Linked DNA regions of Homo sapiens: region 1 is linked to region 2. The links are chromatin contacts, found by Hi-C or POLR2A ChIA-PET in ENCODE. All regions are on one chromosome and are shown on one strand. Each heading gives the region's core, a stretch centred on a gene start or an enhancer-like site at or near the end of the contact. The rest is flanking DNA. Distances are from core to core; before and after follow the strand shown. Region 1 overlaps AKAP13 (A-kinase anchoring protein 13). Region 2 overlaps AKAP13 (A-kinase anchoring protein 13).

Region 1 (5,447 bases), core at 1,277-3,776, 250 kb before region 2:
GGAGGTGCTCTCCCTTGGCCGTCACTATGGCTTAATGTTGGTAATGGCTGAAGCATATACCAAAGTAATAGAATAAAAATGAGCACATATGATCTAACAGAAGACCACTGAGTAGCTTTAGGGTTTGGGGTTATGGATAATTTTGATGCTGACACAGACTTTTAAAACGTGCAGTGGTTTAGAGATCATAGAACAGAGTGCAGATGCTCCTCATCCTTTCAATGAGGCTACATCCACATAAACCCATGGTAAATTGAAAATACTATTAAGTCAAAAATGCATTTAAATACACCTAACCTTCTGGACATCATAGTTTAGCCTGGCCTATCTTAAACATGCTCAAAACACTTACATTAGACTATAGTTGGCCAAAATTATCTAGCACAAAGCCAGTTTTATGATAAAGTGTTGACTATCTCATGTAATTTATTGAATACTGCACTAAATGTGAAAAACGAAATGAGTGTACCAGCACTCAAAGTACAGTTTCTACTGAACGTGTATTGCTTTTGAACCACTGTAAAGTTAAAAAGCTAGGCTGAACCATCTTAACTTGACTGTATTTGAAATTGGGGCTGTCTGAAAAAAATATAGGCTGTATGTTATACATCTAGAATTTCTTTCTTTTATCATGTCTAAAGAAAGATATAAAAAGGGTTACTTCTCCACATAAATGAGGAACAGATAATGAGTGGGGACAGGAAACAAGAAATGAGCTTTCTTGAGCCAAGAGAGTTCCATCTTACGAGAGGAAGAAGCATGTCTCTTACTTGCACAAGTATAGGCATCTTTGTTGGTGAAGGGCTTCATACACTGGCTACAGCTGATGGGACCCACAACAGGAATGGAACTGAAAGTGTGCCCGTTGACAGTCTTCTTATCTTTCTCCTTGTCTTTAGAATCTTTCTCCTTCTCCTTAATCTTATCTTTTTCTTTTTCCTTTTCCTGCCGAAGAAAAGAAAATAATCCACAGTTAATTGAACACTGGAGGGCTTTCTCCTTACCTGGGCACCCAGATGGCATGTGGTTAACAACAGCTGGTGACTATTTTGGAAAGGAGTGAGAAACAAAGTTCTGGGCAAAGTGTTTTGTTTTGTTTTTTTAAATTAAGGCGTTGGCACGCAAGCTACATTAGAAAATTCACACGAAAACTGGGCAGGCGGAACAGTTCTGGCAGTGGCTTATTCATTGGTTACTTCTACCAACAGACACAATACCCAAGGACCAGCACTGCAAGGAGGCTTCTGACACCTCAGTACAGCCCTTCCTCAGCAAGCTACAGCACAGTCCACACAGGAAGAGAGTCATGGGTTTAGGGCCAGCTTTAGGCAGAGGGCAGAAAAAAGGGTGGCAGCAATTCTGGGATCAGCCTGAGGGAAAAAAAGATGCCTGGGTGGCATGAAAAATTACCGAGGCTCCTCTCTTTCTCACATCAATTGCATATCCCTAAGTGACGGAGTATGTATAAAGTCTCCTCCTTTACTCTAGTTAGAAATATTAAATATGCCCCACATATACATTTTCAGTTTCTGCTAATTAGAATTTTAAGGTTTGTAAATATTAACTTTGCCCTAATTTTCAAACCGGCAAGAGGAGACTGATAAGAAGGGGAGGCTGGAAAACCGTACAGTGGTTAAGAATACGGACGATGGTACCAGACCTCGGTTCAGATTCAGGTACTACTACCACTACTACCACTACTGCCACCACCACCACCACCACCATCACCACCACCACCACTACTACTACTCAGTAATAGCGTGACCCTAGGTAAATTATTTCTCTGAGCCTTAGTTTTCTCATTTGTCAAATGGGAGTAATCACAAAAGTACCCATCTCATATGTTTTTTAAAACATATGACAATTAGGTGAGATAATACATTTCTAAAGCATTTTGCACAGTGCCTGGCACACAGTGAATACACAATAATGCTTAGCAATATTATTAATTACTCATAATTTACTGGAAATGAGTTTCATTAGCTCATTATTCTCCTAAGCCAACACAGAAAGGTATTGCTTGCAGTAAGGGAAAGGAAGTTTTGATGTGAGCAGGGAAGATAGAAGAAATTGGGGAGTGGCTAAAGGACAACGGTGCAGGGCAGGGAGGATAGGAGAATGCACGGATGACAGGAAGGAGCCTTGTTAATAATTTTTCTCAAAAACCACCTTTGTTGTTCCTCAAGCTAGATACCAACAGGGTCACTTCCTTTAAAAAAATGGGGTTCCAGGGAAAGGAAGTCCCAAGGCTTAGTAGCTCACTCCTCTACCCTGAGTACCTAGGGGTGCAGGAAGGCAGGAAAAGCAGGCAGTGTCCCTAGGTTGGAAAGATAAGCTTCCTACGCCGTGCTCTCTGACCTCTTTTGTGAAGCTCCTTTCTTTCCTGTGGTCTTCCCTCACTTGTCAGAGTGGCAACAGAAACTGATACTCATCTTGTGCTTCCTGTGTGCCCAGCCACTGCCCAGGTGCTTCTACTTACTGAGCAGGCCAAAACCGGGCTAGGTACAAAGCACAGGGGACACCAGCAAATGAGACATGAGACTGGGTGAACAGTGGGGGCACTGGGCTGAGAGTCAGGAGCTCTAAGTGCCAGATTAAGTTGGCCATGTCACCTTAAGAATACTGCAGGAATGTCAGAAATGTTCTAGAGACAGACTGAAAGCAGAGGACTCATATGACATCAAGCCTCAATCTAAGAGAGGCTGTTGTCAAAGCTTACACAGTCATGAAGAGGAACGGAAAGGAATTCAAACACTGAAAACTTGAAGAACTACTGATGAGTGGTGGGTCCTTAATGAAATATCTAAAGCAGTCAGGGACATTTCAGGTGGACACCATCCTTAGGAGGCCAGGACCATGGGGATATAACCATGCTCTCCATAAAAGGTCCTTTAGAAGCACTGTTTGGCAGAGTACTTGGCTGGCTTATCAGTATCAATGAAATAATTTCCTTTCAAACCAACTGGACTACAAAGACCTACCATTCACAAGGTAAGAGGTTTTACCTATTGTCAATACCATTGTTATGTCCTAAAAAAATTCCAGGAAAATGGGTGTCCCAAGTCAGTGATCATGACAACTACTAAATGCCTTAACATTTTGAATCAATGTCTTCTACATACATCATTTCGTCTGACTCAATAACTCTGAAGTGGGCAGGGTGAGCATTATGCTTCCCATTTTACAACGTAGAGGATAAAGATAATAAATAACAGCTAAAAATCTGAACAGTTACTACGTGCTAAGCACTGTAGTAAGCAATTTACATGTATTTTCTCACAACAACCCAATGATAATACTAGGTATTATCTCCATTTTACATCTGAAGAGATTGAAGCTTAGAGATGTTTAATAATGCATTTGAGGCCACACGCCAATAACTGCTCAAGCTGAAATTAAGATTCAGATCTGGCTGACTGTAAAGCTCAGCTCTCATACACTGCACTATGCTGCCAGGGACTGGAGAGGTTGGTTGACTTGCAAAAGGTCACACAACAGATGATCAGCACAGTCAAAATGGGAACCCAGGTCTTCTGACTTTCTGTTCAGAACCCAACCACTGTAATGAAATGGTAAATAATTGCTAGATCTATGATTCATGTGAAGTCTTTTGTTAATCAAATACATATAATGAACATCTAAGAGCCAAATTACTACACTTTTGAACTATAAAAAATAATGAGAGAGGAAGGGAGAAAAACTCCTTCACTTTACAAAACAGGAAGCTGTTCTGAGTGAAAATTGGTAATCACTAAAGTACATAAAACTTTAGTAATAATCAACAACTAAATTTGGGTTTTTTCAAATAATTTCTTTCTTTTAACTAAATTTTGCTAAAGGTTTTTCCATGCATAAAATGTTAAATGGAAAAGCATCTGATTTTTTTGCTCAGGAAAGTTAAATTATACTTCAATCGTTTAAAAAATCTTTTTATGGCAACCAGCTTATCCTCTCAAGCCTTGCAATGCTCTTCAAACCTGAATAAATAAGAAATAGCTTCCCTTTGCAACAATCCAAATTAGTTCTTCCCAGGATGGAAACAAAACAAAACAACCAACTCCACTGGCTCTTTCTGTGTTTACTAGAATTTAGTGCTTTAAAGAAGTCAGGCTCTTACCTCCCCATGCTTTGGTCCTATGAATCTCACTGTTATGTGGGGTACTTCATGAAACCGAGCCCATTTTATCGACATGATTCGACCCCCATGCCAGGAAGCGTGCTCTCACAGAAGCGGGGGCGCATGCCGTCAGGGCAGAGCTCAGCAGCTTTGAGCTGCCATTAGTGAAATCGTAAGAGGAAGCCAGAGACTGGCTGAGAAAGGGAAGGAGGGAGGGCTGAGGCTGCTTGTTTCCTTAAGACAGTCTTAACTGTTTGAATGCTGCTGCTAAAGCCAACAACCCTTGTTACAAAGGATACAGGAAATGAAACGAGACCTCACTCCCCCCAAAAACAGTGTGTGTGGACAGTGCTTAAGCAGCAATATAAGAACTCTAGCAAGGTTTGAGGCCAAGTTTTTACACGGGAAGTTAAGGAACACATCTTACCTATTTTAAAATAGACTCCTCATTTTGTAAAATGCAGTGAGTTTCATAAGAAAACTTTTCAGTGAAGTTGCCTGGTGTAAAGTGGTGACTAGTTATTTTCTGAAGTTTGACTTTTCCATGTTTAACAACTGGCAAAATGCTTTAGCTGTGTGCTGGAGAAACAGGCTAACGGTATTTAACAGGGATAGATGCAGGTAACAACTGCACTAGGACACTATCAAAGGTGATTCTTCACTTTTCCAAAAATACCCCTTTATACATGTAATTACAATAAAAAGAACACTCTGGACAACTGTGAAAACATGATATGATCAAACAACTGTCATGTTACAGATCTTTAATCAAAGAAGGAATGAGAATTACATTTAAAATTAAGTCTTTGTAAACACTACTCTAGGAGGCACTTCTGAAAGGCCTATGGGTACAGCTCTTTTTTATACAGACCACAGGACCTAGGAGCTGTAACTGAATGTCCTGTTACAAAGTCATGTAGTATACTTGCAGCTGTGCAGGAATTTAACCTGTGCACTCAAAAATACCTACTTCAAATCAAATAGATTTGTCTAAAACATTTCTAACCACCTCTTGTTTGTCTACAAAGAGGAAAGCTTAGTATTAGGTTGGTGCAAAAGTAACTGTGGTTTAGAAAAAAGAAAACCAGTGTGATAGGATGGTTTGAAGAGGGTCATTCCACACTCCCTTTGTGAACTCGAACACCATGCATATGAGTGTTTAAATACTCTGTAACACGCAAAATTACTTAGCAGGAAACAGCACTATCTCTCAAAGATACTAAGACAAAAGCAGAAACTGCCAGTCTTCCTGCTATACTTCCTGTTTAGCATCCCCTCTCATCTTCCACAAACACATTCAATATATTTATCTAATCTAATCACTTATGCC
Region 2 (4,937 bases), core at 250-2,749:
TCTGAAAAAGATTAAGACTGATTCTGTAGTCCATCTTAGACATTCTAAAAAGATTACATTGAGTTTTTTGGCATTTCACTTACAGATTTTCTTCCCAATTTTTCTAACATGTGAAAAGGGAAAAGACATCTGTGCAAAGATTTTACTCTAAACAACTGCTTGCTCCCATGTAGATTCGTTCTGCAACCAAGTCAAAGGTTCACTGGCACTAGAATAAGAGATGTGAAAACATTTTACTTTTTATTGCCTTTAGGATTTCATTTCCACACCTCCTCAACTACCTTTTATTGCTCATCCTAGTTCACTAGTCCAAATGTACTAAGGTGAAATCTGGAAGGGGCCACCTTTCATTGTTTTCTATTTTGTCTGTCTGAATAAGCCTGAGGTAGCAGCAACGTGCTCCACTCTAGCCTGAGTTCTAAATGTTGAACCCAAGCATAACACCTGTCAGGAATAAATATAATTCATATAACAAGTAGCTGGCTCGAGTGGAAAGCCCTAAATCACTAAATAAAATAATTTAGCAATTAATAGAGTGGATTAATATAAAGAAGTCTGCTTCAAACTGTCCAAATATCCCACCTCCCTTTGTACTCATTATAGCCCCAAGCCTTAGCCCGAATCACTAGGATAAAAATTCCTGCCAGCAGATGTCAATCAGGGGAAAGGCCCTGAATTCCTGTACAAACATATCAACCACCTTTCTGTTTTCAAAAAGGTTACTATGGCAACAAAATAAACAACAGATTAGAATAAGCTATGCCATTTGATGAAGTGAGCACATCAATGGCAAGTTCTGGCAGTCAAGTAGCCTTGACAGTCATAAATACCTCCTAAATGAAGAAGGAAAAATCAGGCTCCAGAATCACAAATACCCTACACACACACACACACACACACACTTTTTTTTTTTTACATGAAACCAGTGCTTTTTACCCACTGACACAAATGCAAATACAGTCATGTACCACAAAATGACTTTCCAGTCAACCACGAACCGCATATAAGACAGCAGTCGGTCACATAAGATTATAATGCTGTATTTATACTGTACCTTTTCTATGTTTAGATATAGATACTTACCATTGTGTTACAACTGCAAATACTCTGTGCCCATATCGCCAGAAATTTATTTCATGGTTCTACTAACAAAAACAAATAATAATAATAAGGAATGCTGATACACCACAGAAGGATCCTTGCTGAGTAGGTAGTTCATTTTACAGATGAAGAAAGTGAGTGGACTTGCCTGGGAATCCACAGCTAGTAATTAGTTAATACTTAAGAAAGTAAAATTGATGATGAAATCAATCCAATTCAAGAAATGTTCCCTATTAAAACTCTAAGCTCTCTCACTTTATCTTTTTATTCAGCTAATAAACACCAAAGCTAAAACAGGGCCTCAGAGTTGAAAGCACAATACAGAAAGGAGAAGAGAAACAAGTCTTAATTTGAGTAGGACATAAGGGGATCTTGGGACTTCTAAATCTGATAGAAAATAAAAGGAAGACCACAGAAGCCAGAAAACTGTGTTGGGGGGTGGGGGGAGAACTATCTTTCTTAAACCATGAAATAAGACACAGGTTAACAATTTTAACTGAATGATACTTAAGTTTTCCCCAACTTTTCAAACCTACCACATACTAGCTGAGTGACACTGGGCAAATTATTTAACCCAAGCCTAAAAAAAGCAGGGAGTTAGGGAGGATGAAGAGAGGAAACAAATTTTTCATGCTATTTTAATGTAATTTTAATGCTTCACAGAGCTTTCTGGGATACAAGGCCTAGCTCACAATAGATGCTCATCAAATGTGAGTTCCCATCCTTTTCCCTTCTCAAGAGAAATATTTTTTAAAAGGCCTGAATCCTTCAGTAGATCCAAAAATTATTCCAAGAAACTAAGTGGTCCAGAGTCCCTATTTCAATTGCACAAAATTAAAAGTGTTGCTGAGCCAAAATCAGGATGGCAATGATAGGGGAAGAAAGTTTTTTCTTCATACTTGTGGTAATTTCCAAACGTTTCTGTAATAAACATGTTTTAGTTTTATAGTTAGAAACAACTATTTGGAAAAAGAAAATAAAATGTTTTAAGAAGAGTTTCATCATTCTCATGCTAGAAATAAATATATATATAATATATATTATATATAATATAATATATATTATATATAATATAATATATATTATATATATTATATAATATATATTATGTATATTATATATGTATATTTTATATTATATATATATATATTTTTTTTTTTTTTTGAGACAGAATCTTGCTCTATCACCCAGGCTGGAGTGCAGTGGCACGATCTCGGCTCACTGCAACCTCCGCCTCCTGGGTTCAAGCAATTCTCCTGCCTCAGCCTCCTGAGTAGCTGGGATTACAGGCACCTGCCACCATGCCCAGCTAATTTTTGTATTTTTAGTAGAGACGGGGTTTCACCATGCTGGCCAGGCTGGTCTCGAACTCCTGACCTCGTGATCCGCCCACCTCAGCCTCCCAAAGCGCTGGGATTACAGGCATGAGCCACCGCGCCCAGCCTAAAAATATTTTTAACAAATGTTCTGTCCAATAGCTTGTACTATCCTAGGCTTACCCAGCCCTAACTGTGCAAAATAAGATTTCATAATCATCCCTAGGGAGAGGATAACAGAGTCACCTTCTTAACTAAAGCCAAATTGACCAGAACTCTATTCGTTGTTCCCAAAGACTGTGAATATCTTCTTAAAGGGCAGAATAAAGCAAAGTGAACTATGATAGAAAAGCTCCCTACAATAAGGCCAAGACCCAAGACAAACTCCTTTCCTCCCTCTTCTCCCAATTCAGTCAGAAAATGAAGGCGTGTGTTCACAGCATATGTAAGACTATTTACTGCAGTAATACAGTTTAACAGAAAAAAAAAACTTTTAAGAGACTTGTCAATAAATGGCACCAGAACAAGCAAATATCCACATGCAAAAAATGAACTTATACCCTAGCTTACACCATACACAAAAATAAACCCAAATATGGATCACAGATACAAACTTACAAAATAAACTATGAAATATCTACAAGAAAACATAAGAGAAAATCTTTGTGATCTTGGCTAAGGCAAAGATCCCTTAGATATATGACAACAAATGTATGATCCATAAAAGAAAACATGATACACTAGATTTCATCAAAATTAAAAACTTTTCCTCTTCAAAAGACACCATCAAGAAAATTAAAAGACAAGACTCTACGTCAGAGACTAGGAAAAAATATTTACCAATTATATAAACTAATAAAGGGCCTATATCCAGGATATATAAAGAACTCTTATAACTCAATACAAAAACAGTAAATTTTTTTAATAGGCAAAAGGTTTGAACAGACACTTGACCAAAGAAAATAAACAAATGGCAAATATGAACAGTAAAAAAAAGCTTAACATTATTGGTCATTATCAATACACACCCACCAGAACGGCCATTAAAAAAAAGATTAAAAATACCAAGTATTGGCAAAATGTGTGGAAAACTGAAGCCCTCATATATTGCTGGAGGAACTGTAAAATGTATAGCCACTTTGGAAAACAGTGTTACCCAGCAATTCCACTCCTAGGTATCTACATATGTGAAAACATAATTACAAAAAAGACCTCAAGTGAACAGAAATGTGTAAACCTTCGAATGACACCAATGACATCAGTTTGTTTTGTTTTGTTTTTTTAGAGTTTCTCTTGCTTTCAAACCGTGGGCTCTTATAACTGCTATATCAGTCCCTACAGTGAAATCTACTTGCACTATTTAAGCCACTGCAGAATTTTTTTAAAAATTTCCACCACACTAAGCCATTCCCAAAATTAATCCTTGGCTTCTAAATGGTCATCATTACCTTGGTAGAGGTGAGAAAAAAGAGGCAGAAGTAAACTTCTTCAAACTGCATATATGACAAGAGTAACTGGATGGCTCTGAGAAAGCAGCTTTCATAGCAAAAAGGAAAGTGTGTAAGAGAACTTGATGCAACGCCCTGTTGACAACTTTGTCACTGTTTAGATACTCCCCTCCCTTTTAGGTACCTGAATGACCTCAGGTGAAAACTGATTTTGAAAAGAGTCATCTATGCAAATCCTAGACAGAACATTTTTTACTGATGAATATAGAAAGAAGAAAGCTCCTTTATCTATTTGACAAGCTCTTTTTCATCGGCCTGTTTAAGATTTTGCATCAGCTCTTCAGTATCAAAGTCAAGATCCTCCCAGATAAAATCCATGAATTTACAATACAGTCAGTAAGTTACAATAACAGCAGCATTTCAGAACACATGAATAAATTCCAGGAAAAGGGAAATTTAAATTAAGAAAAAGTTTTCATCTATAAAACAGAAATATGCCTGACAGAAACAGAGCTATAAAGTTGTGTGAACAAGTCTATAACAAGTAAGCTAGCTGAGGACCTGCTAGTCATGGTCAAAAGAAAAGGCAAAGGGAGGAGATGACCATTGTGTGTGCTTAGAGGAAGGGAAGGGCAGAGACATTCTGACTGGTTCTTCTATATGAACAAACTGGTTCAGCTAAAGTAATTGCTAAATACATAAAGGGTGGGCACAGAACACTGCCAACACTGAAAGCTTTGTTAGGTGTTCTTTTTCCTTTACAGTAATTTCCAAATGCTTCCTTAACTTTTCAGTGACAACCTGGTTTTTATTTATTATTATTATTATTATTATTTTTTATTATACTTTAAGTTTTAGGGTACATGTGCATATTGTGCAGGTTAGTTACATATGTATACATGTGCCATGCTCGTGCGCTGCACCCACTAACTCGTCATCTAGCATTAGGTATATCTCCTAATGCTATCCCTCCCCCCTCCCCCCACCCCACCACAGTCCCCAGAGTGTGATATTCCCCTTCCTGGGTCCATGTGATCTCACTGTTCAATTCCCACCTATGAGTGAGAATATG

Evidence for each region. A loop is a pair of places that touch in the nucleus more often than their neighbours do. ChIA-PET counts read pairs that join two places held with the same protein, here RNA polymerase II (POLR2A). Pooled maps may share reads with other maps.
Region 1: a pooled map shows a loop between it and region 2 (2.2-fold over the local background). The contact joins two enhancer-like sites. A Hi-C loop is called at or near these places in 2 of 37 single-sample maps with no recorded cell type and 6 of 50 pooled maps. POLR2A ChIA-PET finds 5 or more read pairs at or near these places in 3 of 52 experiments (GM10248, GM12878 and OCI-LY7).

Annotation. Positions count from the first base shown.
Region 1 is chr15:85,688,775-85,694,221 of GRCh38, reverse strand. AKAP13 (A-kinase anchoring protein 13) reads right to left here. Exons shown (of 37, transcript NM_007200.5): 17 at 771-945. Among named protein-coding and RNA genes, the nearest start is that of LINC02883, 67 kb to the left of the region's middle. RefSeq lists enhancers at 953-1,002, 1,443-1,492, 2,433-2,522, 2,673-2,722. Within about 2 kb of position 2,526, at least 13 of the 41 ENCODE cell types and tissues checked have a DNase peak (open chromatin) inside an H3K27ac peak, as active enhancers do; they include GM12878 and OCI-LY7, where a contact is called at or near this core.
Region 2 is chr15:85,439,738-85,444,674 of GRCh38, reverse strand. All of the region lies in intron 1 of AKAP13 (A-kinase anchoring protein 13), which reads right to left. Among named protein-coding and RNA genes, the nearest start is that of AKAP13, 62 kb to the right of the region's middle. RefSeq lists an enhancer at 3,732-3,921. Within about 2 kb of position 1,499, at least 8 of the 41 ENCODE cell types and tissues checked have a DNase peak (open chromatin) inside an H3K27ac peak, as active enhancers do; they include GM12878 and OCI-LY7, where a contact is called at or near this core.